2 separate regions of the Homo sapiens genome follow, and region 2 is linked to region 1. The links are chromatin contacts, found by Hi-C or POLR2A ChIA-PET in ENCODE. All regions are on one chromosome and are shown on one strand. Each heading gives the region's core, a stretch centred on a gene start or an enhancer-like site at or near the end of the contact. The rest is flanking DNA. Distances are from core to core; before and after follow the strand shown. Region 1 has its middle 29 kb from the start of PRKCA. Region 2 overlaps PRKCA (protein kinase C alpha).

Evidence for each region. Hi-C counts contacts between places; a loop is a spot of excess contacts on that map. ChIA-PET counts read pairs that join two places held with the same protein, here RNA polymerase II (POLR2A).
Region 2: a map of PC-3 shows a loop between it and region 1 (5-fold over the local background). The contact joins two enhancer-like sites. A Hi-C loop is called at or near these places in 1 of 168 maps with a recorded cell type or tissue (PC-3). POLR2A ChIA-PET finds 5 or more read pairs at or near these places in 3 of 52 experiments (GM12878, IMR-90 and activated CD4-positive, alpha-beta T cell).

What each region holds. Positions count from the first base shown.
Region 1 is chr17:66,271,663-66,274,707 of GRCh38, forward strand. No RefSeq gene overlaps it. Among named protein-coding and RNA genes, the nearest start is that of PRKCA, 29 kb to the right of the region's middle. Within about 2 kb of position 1,514, at least 5 of the 41 ENCODE cell types and tissues checked have a DNase peak (open chromatin) inside an H3K27ac peak, as active enhancers do; they include PC-3, where a contact is called at or near this core.
Region 2 is chr17:66,521,288-66,524,372 of GRCh38, forward strand. All of the region lies in intron 3 of PRKCA (protein kinase C alpha), which reads left to right. Among named protein-coding and RNA genes, the nearest start is that of PRKCA-AS1, 110 kb to the left of the region's middle. Within about 2 kb of position 1,829, at least 6 of the 41 ENCODE cell types and tissues checked have a DNase peak (open chromatin) inside an H3K27ac peak, as active enhancers do; they include PC-3, where a contact is called at or near this core.

The sequences.
Region 1 (3,045 bases), core at 264-2,763:
ACAAAAAAACCTTCATTCCCTTTTATGGCTGAATAATATTCCACTGTATGGATATACCACATTTTATTTATCCCTTCATCAGTTGATGGACATATTTGGGTTGTTTCCACCTTTAGCTATTATGACTAGCATTACTATAAATATTCATATACAAGTTTTTGTGTGGACATATGTTTTCATTTCTCTTGGGTACATGACCAGGAGTGAAATTGCTCTAGGCTTCCGTTAAGAGTAACTGTGAGATTCATTCTATATTGTTCATCAGATGGTCCCCAACAGGATGGATGGAGCTCCAGTGTCCACACTGAGAAGCTCAGCAAGACAGCCTTCATTGTTGCCACCTCCTTTTACATCTCACTTTCCTCACTCCTACAGCCTTGCTCCCTAGGATGACTCCCAAAATAAACTCCCGACACCCATGCCCTTGCCTGTTGTTCTGCTTTCAGGCAATCCAAATGAAGATATGAAAGTTCGGCCAGGCACGGTGGCTCATGCCTGTAAACCCAGCACTTTGGGAGGCCAAGGGAGGCAGATCACTTGAAGTCAGGAGTTCGAGACCAGCCTGGCCAACATGGTGAAACCCCGTCTCTAATAAAAATACAAAAAAATTAACCAGGCATGGTGGTAGGCACCTATAATCCCAGCTACTCAGGAGGCTGAGGCAGGAGAATTGCTTGCACCCAGGAGGCGGAGGTTGCAGTGAGCCGAGTTTGTGCCACTGTACTCCAGCCTGGATGACGGAGTGAGAACCTGCCTCAAAAAAAAAAAAAAAAAAAAAAAAAACAAAAAGATATGAAAGTGCATAAGAGTTCAGGCCTGTTCGTGTTCCTGTTCTTCACGTGTCAGAGGCAAGAAGCATGAGGCCTCTTCACCTTCCATAAAGGGAGATGGCGCCCACTGCACAAGGTGTCTGATGTAAACTAAGAAAAACCAAATAACAACAGCAACCAAAAAAAGGTGAAAGTCACAAGGTGATCCCAACGGGTGGAGGAAGAGGACTAGCATGTTAGATGCATATGATGCTAACAGGGGCCCTGTATGCATTATTCTGTTTAATTCCCACAACAGCCCGGAGAGGTTGATAATTTGCCTGGGGTTATCCCAGAAGTGAAGGAGCCCAGATCAGCAGCCAGGTTCCTCCGATTCCAGTGGCTGTCCTCTGTCACCTCTCCCCACCCTCTGGTCAGTGCTCTTCACAGCAAACTGGTAATTTCCTAACTGCCTTTAAGTGAAAGTATCTTTTTGGCTCCACATTCTACTGCAAAGGAAGCCAGATGCTATTTTTCAGTCCTGTGAACTTTCCATTTCTGGCAGGTGGCTGGCTCTCCTTTTCCCTGGATAGAATGTAATTTCCATTTGCTTTCCAGCAATCTTATTGATTGAACATGCTTCCAAATTTTTTCATCTTTGACACGTTTCTTACAATGTAATTTTACAGGGCAGGAATCATCCTTGTTGAAGAGGAGAGTCCAAGACGGGGCGGCATTCTTGTGTAATGAGTTGCTTTAGCTTTTTCTTTTTTTCTTTTTCTTTTTTTTTTTTTTTTGGCTAAAACTAAGAATGTGTCAGTGGCAAACACTAAAAATCCACCCCCATTTACTTCTTGTGGCTGTTCCTGAGGGATGTCAGTGATAAAGTCACCCAACTTACAAACTTTACAGTGAGTCACTCATCCCATTAAAGGCCCTTGAGATGTACGATAACAGCAAAAAAAAACCCCACCTTTCCAGAAGGATATCATAACAATTAGAAAATCAGTCATGATGGCAGTGAACCTCAATGTTCTGATCCACAAAATAAGGCTTTGGTGAAGAATAAATGAAATTACATTTGTGAAAATTTTGCAGTGTGAGCTTTTATTACTCGTATCTTTACAAAGAACATAATAGATACTGCTACATTTTTGCAAAGCAAGCTGACATCTGGAGTATGAAACAATCATTAATAATTATCTGTGCTGGTCAGGCATGGTGGATCAAGGTTGTAATCCCAGCACCTTGGGAGGCCAAGGCAGGGGGATTGCTTGAGGCCAGGAGTTTGAGACCAGCCTGGCCAACATAGTGAGACTCCATTTATATAAAAAAATTAAAAATCAGCCAGGTGTTGTGCCACACACCTAAATTCCTAGCTACACTGGAGGTTAAGACAGGAGGGTTGCTTGAGCCCAGTAATTCAAGGCTATAGTGAGCTATGATTATGCCACTGCACTCTAGCCTGGGAGACAGAGATAGAGCCTGTCTCTCAAAACAAAACGAAAACAAAACAACAACAACAAAAAGCTGGGCACAGTGGCTCATGCCTGCAACCCCAGCACCTTGAGAGGCCAAGGCAGAAGGACTGCTTGAGTCCAGGAGTTCTAGACCAGCTGGACAATGTACCAAGACCCCCATCTCTTTAAAAAGTGTAGCTGGGCCTGGGTGGTACATAACTGTAGTCCCAGCTACTCAAGAGGCTGAGGTGGCAGGATCCCTTGTGCCCAGAAGTTGGAGGATGCAGTGAGCTGTGATAGCTACACACTCCAGCCTAGGTGACAGTGACAGAGCAAGATCCTGTGTCTAAACAAGAAAAAGAAACGGTATCTGTGCAAAAAAAAAAAAAGTATTCAAAAGTCTAAACCTTGTGTTAGAGACAGCCATTGCACAAACAAGAAGAAAGGGAATTCATTAGACCATGCATAAGTATCAGAAAGAGCCTGAATGTTTTTTTAAATCATTATTATTTACAATTTTTTTTTTTTTTTTTGAGACGGAGTCTTGCTCTGTCACCCAGGCTGGAGTGCAGTGACGCGATCTCGGCTCATTGCAAGCTCTGCCTCCCGGGTTCACGCCATTCTCCTGCCTCAGCCTCCCAAGCAGCTGGGACTACAGGTGCCCGTCACCGCGCCTGGCTAATTTTTTGTATTTTTAGTAGAGACGGGGTTTCACTGCATTAGCCAGGATGGTCTTGATCTCCTGACCTCGTGATCTGCCCGTCTCGGCCTCCCAAAGTGCTGGGATTACAGGCGTGAGCAACTGCGCCTGGCCTATTTACAAAAATTTTTTAGAG
Region 2 (3,085 bases), core at 579-3,078, 250 kb after region 1:
CATATTATAGTGATGGCGATCTATAGTGTAAAGTATAATGACCATAAAAGAGTTCTCATTTTTATAGTTTTTAAACATGATTTCAGCATCCAGAGGCAAACTCCTATGTAAGGATAATGGTCGTGCATGGCCACAGAGATTTTTTTTCTTTAATTCTCAATTGCTTTTCACGCTTAACTTTTTCTAATAAGTACTATCTCCCAAGATTCCAGAAGATGGTACAAATGAGAAAATAAGGTTTATCTTTTCTCTAAGAAAGACTAAACTGTGACTTTTTTTTTCCTTTCTGGCTAATTAGGACAACAAAAGTAAACATCCAATTATGCAGTGATGAATCAAGTCATCTGGCTGGAGCTGGATTCTTTAGTGTGTTAAGTTACAGTAAATATTGAAAAGAAGGACTTTATGCAGTAGGACTGTTTTCAAGAAAAAGAAGACCAGTCTCAGCCAAATTCAAATATCTTGTAGAGAATAAATGCCTCTTGGGTTTATGGATTTATGCCATATGTGTGAGAAGAGAAAATACGGTCAAGAATTGTTGTATTTCTTGACTCCTTGAAAGGCAAGAACACTGGCTTGGGAAATAGGGACACCTGGTTTCTAGTGTTAGATAAATCTTCAGAATACAGAATGCTCTTTGAAATAACAAAATACTTGAGTGAAGGAAAGAATTGAGGAATGAACTTAAATTTAGCTCTGAAAGAATTCTTTCTTCAGTCTGTGGTTCCCTTAGCTACTATTCAATCTCTCATTTCCATCTTAGCCATATTTTAGCTTCCACCCTGTATGACAGAGACAGGGGTCTTTCTCTTGGTTTGGAGCACACATCCCTCAACATGTCCAGTAGGGAGCTCCTGGGCGACGGGTCCTGCAGGTGGATGTGGACCAGGAGCCCCGTGGGAGGAACGTGCCCCTGGGGAGAGCTGGTGGATACCCCGAATGGCAGGCCACCTGGGGCAAAGCCAGTGGAACCTGACTATGGCAGGATGAGAACACCAGTGTTTTATAATGCCCACTTTTTTTTCACTTCTTGCAGTTTCTATGTTTATTTCCTGTTAGCATTTAGTAGTATCTTTATGAGTTTATCTCAGTTATGCTAGGCAGAAAGGAGCTCTTGTCAGTTGGCAGGACCGAAAGGAGAGAATAGGCAGGGGGAAGAGGGGACAGTAATCGAAGTAGGAGCACCTTGAGCGAAGTGAAATGTGGGATGGAAATGGAAGCTCCTGTTTGTGATCTCCCAGAGAGGCTCAGTCCAGCGCCAGGTGCCGTGTGCTTGTGGAATAAAGAGACCGAATTCCTTCTGTACTGGGGGTTCATGCTGAACCCCACCTTTGTTGAAGGGGAGGAACCAGCTGCCCAAGGCAAACTAGAAGCATGCTTGCAGGAGGGAAGGTTAAGACACACAGTTTATGTGCATAGCAGTGAAAACCATAGTGTCTGTTCTGAAGTTTGGGAAAATAGTGTGAGACTGTCTAGCTGGGTCTGTCATTGGCTGATGTGTAGTATGTGTGGGTCGCTCACTAAAAAAAAAAAAAAGAAGAAGCCAGGCCCCAAAGGAAGAGGGCATTATTCATAATGAAACCTACTATGAATCCAGTGGGGTCTTGATTTCTGCTTCTTCCTGGGCTGTGCCACCAGGACTTCCTTGATAGACCTTTGGTGTCATCATGAATTCTGTTACTGATCCCGGAATAAAGATTTGGTGCCCTCCGGTTTCCAACAGTATCCAGAGATGGCCAGGGAGGATTTGGATGGGAAGGATTAAAGTTTGTATACAGGAGAGAAGACAGTACTCTCTGAAGTGTGTGTGGCCTGAGTCACCTGGTAGAGGTGGGCTTGGGTCAGGTTCTGGTCACACTGTCATTCTGGCTGCAGAAGAAGAAGCAAGATGAGTCAATCAGTGTAGGATTTCAGAGTGTGGGGCACTGACTTCCCAAATTTGGCTGCACATCTGAATCACCTGGGATACTTTCCAAAATGCATTCCCCCAGTTCCTCCCCGAAATTCAGGCAGGTCATTCTTAGGAAAAACTGGGAGTTAAAAAGCACAAACTTTGGAGTCAAATAGCACTTGGGTTGAATCTCAGCATCAACATCTTTTATTGGTTGTATGACCTTGAGCAGGGCATTTAACCTCTCCAGACCACAGTTTGTCTGTGGGCAGAAGACAAACAATCCTACTTATTTATAGAGTTTTGGGATGAATTAGATGAAATAATGCATTTAAAATGCCTAGCTCTTTGCCCAGCATATAGTAATCATTCAGTAAATATTAGCTTATGTTTAACCAAAATGTGTATGTCAGATCCCTGCTTAGTACTGTGGGAACATGCAAAAGAATTAGAAAAATCATGCTCCCTTCCCTGAATATGGCTGAGAAAAAGCGAATGCACCTGACTATTTGGTGAGTTCCGGCAGGAGGAGGGGACATTGTAATGAAGCTCAGATTGCCGGAAGATGCTGGAAGGATGCACTTTGGACCTAAGGCAGGTCCAGGGTGGTGCCTGGTGGACATGAAGAAGGCAGCAACTTTCAGAGCGAGCGTCAGAGGGGCTTGTAATGAACAGAATTGCCTTCTGATGATGTCAACATATCTAATACAAGACTCTGACTAATTACTATTTATAGTTGCTTATATTCAAAAGCTTGTTTATGCTGCAAGTAAGGCTGAAAACTGTCAGCAGGGTGTAGTGGAAAGAGCTCAGAGCTGAGTCTGAACTCCTCAATTTTTATCCCATCTGTGCTGCTGACTAGCTGGGTGACATCAGACAAGCCTCGCAACTCCCAGGCCTCAGCCTCTGCAACATATACAGGGTGTGTGTGAGTGGGAGGAGATGGGGGATTAGACAACTGCTAGGGTCTTCTGGCTCCAACATTCAACAAAAACATTTACTGCACTTCTTTCCCAAAACTTACTGTGTGCCCTGATTTTCAATTCCTGATACTCTGTAAGGGGCATTGTTCAGTGGAAGACTGTGTGTTTTGCTAATTTGTTGCTTGCGATTCAGATTCCTTTAAAGTTAGCAAAGAGCATTTTTGTTACATTGGAACAATATAGGAAGTATCCTTCATTATGCTTTCATTTG